2 separate regions of the Homo sapiens genome follow, and region 1 is linked to region 2. Evidence: chromatin contacts called from ENCODE Hi-C data. All regions are on one chromosome and are shown on one strand. Each heading gives the region's core, a stretch centred on a gene start or an enhancer-like site at or near the end of the contact. The rest is flanking DNA. Distances are from core to core; before and after follow the strand shown.

What was found. A loop is a pair of places that touch in the nucleus more often than their neighbours do. Pooled maps may share reads with other maps.
Region 1: a loop to region 2 is called in a map with no recorded cell type, with 10 times the contacts of the local background. The contact joins two enhancer-like sites. A Hi-C loop is called at or near these places in 4 of 37 single-sample maps with no recorded cell type and 2 of 50 pooled maps.

The regions. Positions count from the first base shown.
Region 1 is chr1:183,907,642-183,914,093 of GRCh38, forward strand. It overlaps RGL1 (ral guanine nucleotide dissociation stimulator like 1), which reads left to right. Exons shown (of 18, transcript NM_001297671.3): 15 at 4,441-4,627. Among named protein-coding and RNA genes, the nearest start is that of RGL1, 110 kb to the left of the region's middle. RefSeq lists enhancers at 3,971-4,060, 4,537-4,706. Within about 2 kb of position 3,835, at least 4 of the 41 ENCODE cell types and tissues checked have a DNase peak (open chromatin) inside an H3K27ac peak, as active enhancers do.
Region 2 is chr1:182,621,639-182,627,928 of GRCh38, forward strand. No RefSeq gene overlaps it. Among named protein-coding and RNA genes, the nearest start is that of LINC01686, 9.6 kb to the left of the region's middle. RefSeq lists an enhancer at 1,180-1,239. Within about 2 kb of position 1,730, at least 4 of the 41 ENCODE cell types and tissues checked have a DNase peak (open chromatin) inside an H3K27ac peak, as active enhancers do.

The DNA.
Region 1 (6,452 bases), core at 2,585-5,084, 1.3 Mb after region 2:
GTGCCAAGAGAGAACCCTTTCTAATGTTGCTGTCCACCCCTCATTCTCATTCATACTAGCTGCTTCCTCCAGTGGAATGTAAGCAACCTGAGAACAGGAACCTTGTCTATCATGCTCGCAGTTGTATTGCCTGAGGCCAGGAGTTTGAGACCAGCCTGGACAATGTAGTGAGATCCTGTCTCTACAAAAAAATATCACTTAAAATATTAGCTGGGCATGGTGGTGCACGCATGTAGTCCCAGCTACTTGGGAGGCTGAGGTGGGAGGGTTGCCTGAGCCCAGGAGTTCAGTGTTACAGTGAGCTATTTTTGTGCCACTGCACTCTAGCCTGGATGACAGGGCGAGACCCTGTCTCTAAGAACAAAACAAAACAAAACAACAACAACAAATATATATATATATTTATACACACATATATATATACACATACATATATATATGCAGTACCTAGCTCTCAATATGTGCCTGAAAAACCACCATTATTTTTAATGAAATGAATCAGTTAATATCTTTTTGAGGATTTGGGGGGATCAGGATTCTGACTGTCTTTATGGGCATTTGATATTTCCCAGCACTGTCTCTCCACCTACTTCAGTGAGTCACATTGAGACACAGGCAGGGATGGCACATGACCTTGAGTGTTGCCATGTCCCCGGTGTAACATAAAGACCTCTGCTGGATGTGGATAGCAAGGTCTCCCACCATCAGCGGCCACGCAGGCTGCTATCTGCCATCAGGTGATATGGGTGGTATGAGGCATTGTGGGTGGGTTGGAACATGCGCTTTAGTAGAAAGCATCTGGAAGATCATCCTGTGTTTTGCTCACCCTCTCTTTGTTCAGATGACTGTCCTGGCCCTGCGGAACTCTAGATTTATGAGCTTTTGGAGTCAGCTCTTGAGGAGAATTTTTCATAGTATCTTGCTGTCTTTTCATCTTTGCAGATATGGGGGAATGAACTACTGAGATAATCTGAGGGGCCTGACCAAGCCTTGTCAGCTGGTAAGACTGGCATGTGCACAGGGAATCAGCTCCCTGATAGAGGAGTCCAGACATGCAGGGGATCCTGGGTGTCCACTCTGCTCACTGAGGCAGCAGAAGGAATTGGGAGCTTCTGGACCCACTATGGCAGTCAGAGGTTCTTAAGGAAAAAAACAAAAATTCTCAATGCAGGCAGGCCTAATCCTGCGTCCTGCTACCTCTATCCTCCTGCCTTCTCCCCATCCTCATTTCTATGCTACTGCTTCTCTGTACTCCTCTCCAAGCCCGGGATCTATATGTTTTGTGGTGGGAGTTCTAATACCCCTGGATCCTCTGTCTTCACTGACACAGACAAGTGGTCAGTCCTATGAAAACATTTACTGTGAAATCCAGAGAGGGCAGGACTGTGAGGGTGCTATGCCCTTCACAAAGTGTGGTAGGTACTCAGTACATCTCTTACTAGTAAAATCTTGCTGGGATAACCCTTGGTATCTGCAGTTGAGTTTGGGCATCTATTATGAAAGCAGTTCATATGCCCCCATCTTATTTCTTGTACATACAAGGGTGTTTGCATACCATTATTTTTCAAAAGATTTCATGATCTTCTTAGCATGTTTACAAATCTGGGAAATGCATTTTTGCTGTTCCCACATTCAATGGCTCATCATTCCAAAGAGGTTGGAGAAAACTTTGGGTGCTTAGGCCTAGTTTGAAAGTTAGAGATGCCTACTACTGAGCCAGAATGAACCTTCACAACGCAGGACAAAGCAGGACCTTACTGAATTGTAGAAATGGAAGAACCCTAGAGACTCTGAGATAATGGATGGAGGACCACTAGTTGACATCCTTTCAAGATCTACCTTTGTAATTTATGAAGCAGTAAGAAAGGGCATTATTTTTGCTTCTGTGATCAGAGTTTAGCTCATACCCCTATAGTCCCTGTAATGCTCCTGTAATGCTTGAAGGGTCATAAAAGGAAGACAGGGAAAATGGGGCTGGAGATAGCAGGGTAGAGATAAGGCAGAGCAAAAATATGCTTGAGCTCTTGGAATTCAAGCATATAATTCCGAAAATATTTAATAAAAAATCAAGTTCACCTTCATTGTTTCTATTATTGTTGTTATTTTATAGTCAGTACTTGTTTAGGTTCAGCCCACGTGCTAGTTGCCTTGCATGCCGTTCCTTCTTAATCTGACTCCCGCCCTCCTTTTACCACTACTTGTGGTGTAAATCTGTTAACGGTAAACCTTCTCAGTCTTAGTCTGAGAAAGTCTTTATTTTGCCCTCCTTCTTAGAATTATATTAGACGGGTATAGAATTCAATACTGACTGTTACTTTCACTCAGCACTTTGACGATATTATTCAGTGTCTTTTGACTTCCATGGTTACTTTTGAGATGTGTGGTATCTGCTTAATTACTATTCCTCTGTTTTATGTTCCCACTCCTGTTGCTTTTCTTTCTTCTTTCCTTCCTTCCTTCCTTCCTCACTCGCTCTCTTTCTTTCAAAAGAGTTTTGCTCTGTCGCTTAGGCTGGAGTGATCTTGGCTCACTGTAACCTCTGCCTCCTGGGTTCATGCAATTCTTGTGCTTCAGCTTCCCAAGTAGCTGGGATTACAGGCACATGCCACCACACCTGGGTAATTTTTTTGTATTTTGGTAGAGATGGGGCTTCACCACGTTGCCTGGAGTGGTCTTGAACTCCTGAACTCAGGCAGTCAGCCTGCCTCGGCCTCCCAAAGTGCTGGAAGCACTTTGAGAGCCACTGTGCCTGGCCCCCTGTTGATTTTAAGAATTTCTTTTGTCTTTGATATACCAGTTTAAGTGGGAGTTTAGTCTTACCCTATTCAGGACATGGCTCTTGGATGGGAGGATTCCTATGGTTCACCAGTTCTGGAATCCTCTCAGCCACCATCTCTTCTGATATGGGCCTTCTTCCATCCTCTCCATGTCTTCTGGAACTCCTCCTACACATACCTGGGGCTTTCTTACTGCTTTCTCCATATCTTTTCACTGTTCTTTCTATGTCTTTATCTTTTGATGATGATTTTTGAGGATTTTCTTCAGATCTGTCATCTAGTTCATGATTTTTTTCTTCAAGTTATTTAATCCTTCCACTGAGGTTTTAGTTTAAGTCACCACCTTTTTCACTTAGAGGTGAAATGTTTTTCAAATTATCTTCTTCCTTTATTAGGATGTCTTGCTCTGAGCTCCGGTTTTCAATTTCTTCTTTTATGTCTTTAATATTTCCTAACATACTTATTTTGCAGCTTGGCTTATAGTAGACATGCAGATATTTGTTGGATGAATAAGCACATTATTAGTTTTGTTCTGACAGTTCTCAAATTTGAAGTTCTCAGGAGTCTAAGCCTGCTTTTTGTTATGCCTGTTGGCTCTCTCTTTCAGTGGAATATTTCCTTGTGTGTATTTTGTAATTTTGTATCACGAGTTTATCTTTATCAGGGGATTCTCTGAAGCCTGGGCTGAAGGTATATCCCTCCCGCAAGATTTTCTTTTTTTTTAAGAAAAAATCTAGTTTACTAGCGGTGTCACCGGTTGAGAGTTTCTAACCCCATAGACCACATAAATAGCAAATTGGAGTGAGGCACAGACCCAGCTCACACATGACTTCATAGGAGACATTTTTCTTCTTTCCATGCTCAGGCAAGAACAGTCTCCCTGTTGTCTTCCTATGCTAGTAGAAAGATATTTTTCTGGCCTATCTTTTTAGTAAGGGTATAGCCCTTTGTGGGCCCTGGCTGTATATAGTTTTGGTTCTAACTCCTCACCATTCATAAACAGAAACCCTCATCTTTGGGCCCTGGGTGTGCATTAAAACCCATATCACTATTTTGCCAAGATTGGGGCCTCCCACTCCCCCACCAGAGCAGCTGCAGAACTAGCTCGCGTGCTTCTGGTTTTCAGTTCCTTTTTCACTTAAGGCCTGTAGGGATTTCCCTTCCTATCTTGCAAGCTCAACTAAAAAGAGTTTTTAATATTTCTTATCTAGCTGTTTTATAGAGGAAGCATTTAGGATACTGTAGTTCACAGATTGTTGGAAATAGAAGTCTTCCTCCTTGGTTTCTTACCCAAAGCAGTGCCATCCCTTCTTTGCCTGTGAAGATCATTTTATGGTAGGAAGTGATGGGGGTATGCTGATGGTATCTTGATCCTGCCAAGGTGGTCCATAGACTGTTAAAATGTAGAGGACCATTGACCTAGAAAGACTTCAGATTAGTACTGAATAATCTATGTGTTCTTTGAAGTTGGAAATACTCTTTTGGGACAAGATGTTTACTACTATTTGTTAGAAACTTTATAGCGAATGTCCTCCTAAAATAATAATGACAGAACACACAAGACTGAAAAAACATCAAGGGCTTAATCAACACAAAATATTTGCCTAATCATGGATTCCAGATTTGTAACAGCCCAAATGCTTGGCATTCTGTTTTTTTCCAGACTGTTTCTAGGGTCTGACATGATCACCAGTCCCACTCCCACCAAAGAGCAGCCCAAGTCCACTGCCAGCGGGAGCTCTGGTGAAAGCATGGACTCTGTCAGCGTGTCATCCTGCGAGTCGAACCACTCAGAGGCTGAGGAGGGCTCCATTACTCCCATGGACACCCCTGATGAGCCTCAAAAAAAGGTATATACTCAACCCTTCTCATAATTCCTAATGCAGGCACCTACATGCTCTTTGCCACACCACAGCAAGGAATGTCTGTTTTTAAGTGGATCACTCTATAGTATTTTGAAAGTCATGTTTTGAACAGGCATCAAAAGAAGAGTTCAATTTGGGGACATACTACTAATAGAAACAGGTGTAAAAGCACTAAGCAGTTTCGTTTATTCATTTGGCCTTTGAAATATTGTTCTATACCCACCTCTTAAGGCACTGGAGTTATTTAGGGGAAGTAGGACTTCTTAGAAAGAGCAAAAAGTCAGAGATGGAGATGTGTCAGGTTCTTGGTGCCATGTTTTGTCTTAGCCAAGCATTTATCACAATAATGTTGCATTGCATGCCACTCCAAAAGTCAGTGACTTAAAACAACCACTATTTATCTCTCTTATGTATCTGCTGGTTGGCTGATCTAGGTTGGGCTTGACACTAGGCCACAGATTTGGTCCAGGTCTGTTCCACTTGCCTCTCATTATTGTTGGAGTAACGGGCTACCCAGGGCATGCCCTTAGCATGCTAAGACGGACAAGCAAGAGGGCAAGCCCACTCGCAAGCATATGTCAAGCCTTTACTTGAGTCGTATCAACCAACATTCTATTGGCTAAAGTAATCATGTGGCCACATTCCACATAAGTAAATGAAGCAGAGAAATAGGCTCCAGTTTTAGTGGGAGGAACTCTGAAATCACAGTGCAAAGGGCACAGCTGCAGGGGAAGATGAGGGATTGGTAACAAGGATACATTCTCCCATGTTGGAAAAAAGGAAACTGATGAGAGGTGATAAAAGAATTTCCGTCGAGTTTCTATTTTCTGTGACTGCATAAATAAAAATTTAAAAACCAAAATATCTTAATCTTAAGATCTTAATTAAGACCAGTCTTCTTTTTTTTTTTTTTTTTTTTTTTTTTTTGAGATGAAGTCTCACTACTCTGTTGCCCAGGCTGGAATGCAGTGGTACGATCTTGGCTCACTACAACCTCTGTCTTCTGGGTTCAGGGGATTCTCCTGCCTCAGCCTCCCGAGTAGCTGGGATTACAGGCATGTGCCACCATGCCCGCATAATTTTTGTATTTTTAGTAGAGATGGAGTTTCACCATGTTGGCCAGGTTGGTCTCACACCCCTGACCTCAGGTGATCCACCCACTTCGGCCTCCCAAAGTGCTGGGATGAGCCACCGCACCCCACCAATATCAGTGTTAATCTTCTGTACACATCTGCTTCAATCTGTTGGTTGAAGGGTTTGGATCAGAAAGTCAACTATGACATAACTAGAATTTGCACCATTTGGGGAAGGTTTCTGGCTAACCAAGCTTACTCAATAGTGACTTCTGGCTCCTTAGCTTATGGTTAGGTCAGTAAGGTAGAATGTTGGCAATGGTTTCATCCCTTGGTTTATATCTGCTGCTCTTCAAGGGGACATGTGTGTTGCTTCACATGGTGTTAAAACAACAGTGGTAATCCTGGAACCCTCAAGTGACTTTGTCATAATGTAGCCAATCCAGGAAAAGCATCATATTCAGGATTCATCAAACTGAGATGACTAATTTGCTGCTCTAGTTGGATTTCTTAGCTTTCTGCTTTGAAATCCAGGGGATACAATCATTCATGCTCTAAATATTGAAAGAAAGCCTTCGTGGACACCTACGGACTGGCCATGCTCTCAAAAGGCATTTTTCCTCAACCCGGGATGTAGTCATTCTTCGTGACTTGACATACAAATTAGCTTTGTCAAAATCTGGAATGCAGTCTCATCATTCACTTTTTCACAGCCTCTGAGGTTTTATAGGCTCCAT
Region 2 (6,290 bases), core at 480-2,979:
AAAAGTTCCAGGTGCTACCTGTGCACAGATAAGGTATGGGCATGAAAGAGAGAGTAGCCAGTTCCATCTTGGAAGAGCCAAGTACCTCCTGACTCCTACTTTCCCTTCTTATCCAGAAACACCGCTGCCTGTGTGCATCTACAGATTTGGCTCTCTTGAGAAAACCTGAGGATTAAGCTAGAAACTCACCAAACACAGATGGAGAGGTGGTGAAGTCTACTGGCCAGGAACTAAGAGCAGAGTGCCAGACCACCTGGGTTTGAATCCTGGCTATGACACTGACTAACTGTGATTTTGGACAAGTTACATACCCTCCTCGCCCTCCTCACATGTTCCTACCTCATAGGGTTATTTCAAGGATTATGTGTTAATGTGTCAAGGGCCCAGAACAATTCTTGGTACATGTAAACATCATGTTCTCTCAGCAGACATGAGATGAACCTGCTGAGTGCAGGCACTGGATAAGCACTGGAGGGCACAAACAACCCTAAGCATGCCCCTGTCCTCCAGGAGATTAAGGAGGGGTGGGGAGTGGTGCAAAAGATACAACTGTAAATAGCATATTATCAGCAATATCGCCTAGGTGGCTAGATGTAGAATGAGGGGGACCAGTTTCCTAGAGAGGTGGCTGTTAAAATTTGCTCCATGAGAGGGTCTGGGAGACACCTTTTGGATTTTGGCCCCAGTACCCCTCTGTAGAAAGTTTCCCTTCCCTTCTTGTGTCCATGTGGTTGCAGCAGAAATGCTGTGCTCTGATAATGTGATCTTGCCTCCTTGACCAGATTGAGCACATTCAAATTAACCTGGGCCAATCCGTCTCTTACCTGGGAATTTTGGACCCCAGGATGAAGGATAGATTGGTTTCCCTCTCAGTGTCTTTTTTTTTTTTTTTTTTTTTTTTTTTTTTTTTTTTTGAGACAGAGTCTGGCTCTTGTCCCCCAGGCTGGAGTGCAATGGTGCGATCTCGGCTCACTGCAACCTCCACCTCCTGGGTTCAAGCGATTCTCCTGCCTCAGCCTCCCAAGTAGCTGGGACTACAGGCGTCCGCCACCATGCCCGGCTAATTTTTTTGTATTTTTAGTAGAGACGGGGTTTCATCATGTTGACCAGGCTGGTCTCGAACTCCTGACCTCGTGATCCGCCCGCCTCGGCCTCCCAAAGTGCTGGGATTACAGGCGTGAGCCACCACACCTGGCCATATCTTTGTGTTAAGACTGATGATGTAAATGTGGGAACTATTGACCATTTTTTGCCATGTGAACTGGTAAACAGAGAACAGTCAGCAAGAAAAGAGAAAGGTAGTACGCAGAGAGAAACTGAAAAGAGGAGGAAAGTCAGGGCTTCTGCATTCCTTAGGGTTCTGCTCACTGTTTCTGCTCACAGATTCCATGGGGTGTTCCAGTATTCTCACCAAAACTCCCTTTTATTCATGCTGGTTTGAGTTGAATTTCTGTTGCAAACCAAAATTTCTCTAATAATAGAAGGGGACTCCCCCACTTCTCCTTCCTGTATAGGCAGCAGAAAAAGAAATCTGACTATATTCCCTGGTCTGGCAAGATGTTCGATAAGTCTAAACCTGGAAAAAAACCCCAAAGAGTCCCTAGGGTTGCATCAAAATATAACCTGGCTCTGGGCCCAGGACAGAGCAGCTCTGGCTTCCTAGCGAAGGGTTAGGACTGTGGGAAGGAATGAAAGGAAGGACCGGAAAGGCTGAGGTCCTGGACTGGAGGGGGAGGTGAGAGCATCTGCAGCTGAGGCGCATTCAAGCTTGAAGTGCAGGGGATGTGGTGGGAGGTCAGGAGAGTGGTATGGGGAGAGGACCAGTAGCCATGGCAACAGGAGGGTCTTCCTTTGCCACTGAGGCAAAGGTGAACTCGGGGGGAGGTAGCCAAGCAAGGTATAGGGAGAGGCCAAGTAAGTGGTGGTCTTTGCCATCCATTGATTGTGTCCTTTCCTGCCCATTGTATGCTGGGCAGCAACATTTTAGGCATGGGAATGAAAGACTCGATTTTTCAGGGACGCGGCTATAGAGGTGAGTCATGGAACTATGGGGTATTCCCATTGTGCTCCCTTAGGTACAGGTGGCTGAGGAGTCCTCGGTCAGCAGGTGAAAGCATCATTCAAAGCTACAATTGAGGCAAATACCAGTGATTACAGCTGATTGAGGAACCTAAGAAGACTTCATGGAGGAAGTGGACCTTGAAGGATGGATAGGATTTAAACATTTAAAGGCCAAGCTTTACAGGATACTGTAGCTAGATATTATTCCTTTTTGTAGCTCTACCTCTCACAGCTCTAACACAGCAGATGCTCAAAAATGTTTGCTTAACTGAATTGGATTCCAGGTATAGGAAACAGTATAAGTAAAGTCAAGGGATGAGAAAGGGAGTGGGGTGTTATGTGTTGAGGCCTCAAGGAGAAATCCTGTTTGTTGGTTATAGCAGGCACAAAAGGAATCAGTCAACAGAAGATATGCTGAAAAAGAAAGCTGAGGCCAGAGCTGAAACTTGGAGATGGCTGATGAGTCCTCCAGCTCCCTGAGGACAGGGAGAGGCCAGGACATTTATCCTGGCCTGCCTAGTGATGGGCTCAGGGCCTATTGCAGGATAGGTGCACAAAAACTATTTAAATGAATGAAAGAATATAAAAAGTCACCCATTAGCAAAAAGTTCACCACTGTGTTCCTTCAAATCCAATGTCCTGTAGTCCATTTAATTTAGGACTCGGTGCACATAAATTAGTTTGCACAAAATTTTTAGAATGAAAACCATGGATGTAATAACTGCTTTAGAACATGAATCTGGGTCTGAATCCCACTTAACCTTTCAGGGCAACACTTCTTTTTGATTCCTATGTTTTCATGAGAAGGGGTTGCCCTAAAGTTATAATTGTGACTTCTCTCCCCAACTTTCCCCCTAAATCTAGTAAGCCCTACCCATAGAAGTAGCAACTCATTGCTTGGTGAGTTTAGAAAAAGGAACCAGACATACTCACTTCTCTTCAGGAGTGGCCTGTCCCCAGGAGACCCACAATTCCTACTCTATGGTAAGTTTAGTGGAGCCTGAGAGGAAGTCTGCAGTTTGAGAATTAAGTTCAATTCAGGAGAATCTGTTAGCACACCCATTTGGCAGCATGTGGCTCTTAGCCAAGCCCTCAAAACCAGCTTTTTCTGTAATAAAGCTGACGTTTTCATCATCAGGTATCTGACTCCTGTGTCAAAGGGTTCTGAACTCAGGAAGTGAGTGAAAAGCAGAGGTGTTAGTTACTGGCTCCCTCAAACCCCAGCTATTACTGGCTTGAGAATTTCCTTACCAGGAAAATGGATATGATGATAATATCCGTCATGTAGAGTTTAGTGAAGATTGAAAAAGATAATATGTTTGATGTTCGGTAAATGTTTGTTCTCTTTACTTCCCTGTTTGAAACCCTCTCTTTTAAGCATTTTCCCCATGAAGGCAGGGGGATATTGTACCCCTCTGCATATATCCCCTCTATATGTCTAGCATGTATTTGGATGTTCTGTAAATGTTAAAAAGGTGGAAATGATTATTGCAGGGAGGCCCAGCAAGTGAGTCATTTATGCCCATATTTTTTAAAATAGCTTTAGTGAGGGATAATCAACATACAGTTAACATGGTTGAAGTGGACAACTTGACAAGTTTTGACATAGGCAAACACCTAGTGAAATCATCACAATCAAAAGAGTGGGCGCATCCACTATCCCGAAAGTCTCTCATGCCTCTGTGTAATCCCTGCTCCCCTCCTCCCCACCCTCCTAGCCCCAGGCAACCACTGATCTGCTTTCTGTCACTATGGATTAGTTTGCATTTTTTAGAGTTGTATATAAATGGAATCATATAGTATATTCTCTCTCTTCTTTTTTGTCTGTCTGCCCATATTTTTGAAGAGCAATAAGCACTCATCATTGAATGCTGAAATACTGATCTTGGAGCCCAGAGTCCAGGACTGTTGTTCTGGTTAGACAGCAACATGTTGTTTGACCTTAGACAAGTCATATAACCTTTGTGTGCCTCAATTCCCCTTATCTGCACTATGGTAGGGAATAATTGTGTCTGCTCTACCCCCCAGATTTATTTAAGGTGGAAATACTGCATAAGGTATAATACTAAAAAATGGATAATAAACAAGCCATAAAATATTTCTGTATAAGTAGCTAGATGATATTTGGCAATATTAATGTATGTGTGTGTCTGTCTGTGTCTGTGTGTGTTTTCTACCTAAAATTTCCTATTTCCCTTCATTCAAGCAAATAGCTGACTCTGCACCTTATTTTGTCAGGCAAGTATTGTACAGAGTAGAAAAACAAAAGTAGCCTGCAGATCTTCCTGGCTTTGGATTTCCCAGACCTAAAGCCTTTAGAAGGGTTCAGGTTTACAGAAAAGGAAAAGGAGAAGGAATCTGTGGGTTTATACAGATGGTATCTTAGGGAAGTGGAGGGAAGGGTAAAGTGAACCCTTCTCAGCAGGCTCTGAAACAGTCCTGCTTCCATCAGCATCCCTCTTGCCCACCTTCCTGCTGATTCCTCTAGTACCTGAGCCTTTCAGGGACTCTTGAGGCGAAGAACTTGCCCCTTGTCAGTTAACCCCCACCCCACCCTTCCCTGCTCACCCTCTGGGATCAGGTTTGGCTTCCATCCTCTCTGGTGAGTCATTTGTCATTCCTCCCTCTGCTGTCTGTCTTCATGTGGGTTACAGATGTTATTCTAGTTTCACAAGCTAAAGTTTATTTTGCTGTTTCTTATTCTAATTGTTTGCCCATTGTTTTTAAGAAAGAAGGGTACAGAAAGGACTCAACTCTGCCTTCTTGAAATAGGAATCTAGTGATTTATTTGCCTAATATGTTTTAAAGTTAGGCTTTATTTTTTAGAGCAGTTTTAGGTTCACAGCAAAATTGAGGAGAAGGTACAGAGATTCCCATAGATTCCTAGCCTCTATACATGCACAGCCTCCCTCACTATCAGTATCCCCCAGCAGAGGGGTACATTTGTTACAACAGAGAAAGCTGCATTGGCACATCCTTATCACCCAGAGTCCATAGTTTACGTTAGAGTTCACTCTTGGTGCCCTGTGTTCTACAAGTTTGGACAATGTATAATGACATGCATCCACATCACAGTATCACACAGAGTCATCTCTCTGCCCTAAAAATCCTCTGTGCTCTGTCTATTCCACCCTCCAAAGCCTCTGGCAATCAGTGATCTTTTTACCATCTACAGTTTTATTTTCCAGAATGTCATTGCCTAACATTTCATATTGAGATGTAATTTACAGAAAGCAAAATGCTGGGATCTTAACAGTTTTAATTCAGGAAGTTCTGACAAATGCATTCATTCATGTAACCTACCTCAATATTGATACATGGAACATTCCCATCATCCCAGATAGTTCCCTTGTACCCTCTTCCGATTTCCCACTGCCACCCTGTCCCCAACCAGGCATCTACTTTCCTGATGTTTTTAAAACATAGATTAGTTTGCCTGTTCTAGACTTTGATACAGAATGCAGTCTTTCTGCATCTGGCTTCTTGCACGCTGCATGTTATTGAGATTCATCTGAGTTGGTGCATTTATCAGTAGTGCGTCTTTTTCCATTGCTGAGTAGAATTCCACAATTTCTTATTCATTGTCTTGCTTGCTTGTGTTGTTTCAAGTTTTTGCCTATTGTGAATAAAGCTGTGATGAACATTTGCAGATATGTCTTTTTGTGGACATATGTTTTTAGACCTGTGAGTGGAGTAGCTGGGCCATACGGAAGGTATATATTTAGATTTATAAGAAACTATCAAGCTGCCTTATAAAGTGCTTTGTACCATTTTACATTTACACCAGCACTATATAAGAATTGCAGTCATGCTACAGCCTTACCAACCCCCTTTTGTTAGCTGGATTTTCATTTTACATATTCTAGTGGATACATAGTAGAACTTCACTGTGGTTTTTGGCATTATTTTTCCTAATGGTCCCTAGTCCCTGGAAGACCCTCTTACAGCTCTGAGCAGGGGCCCCTTAGCACTCTTTTTGGTTGCCATTTATATTTCACATGTGCGGCTGTTTATGGGCAGGAGAGAACCATTATGGTAATACACTAATAGTAATGTGTGTTTCATATTTACAGAGGGCAGTAACTGCAGCTCACTGGGAGATTACTCCCTAGCAAAGAGAAATATTAATATGTCATTTGTGAACTTAGAAAAGAGGCCTCCAGGGCCGTAAGTGAAGAATTACATAACCATTGACATCTATGGAAATCTAGCTGTCTCCTCATGGCTTT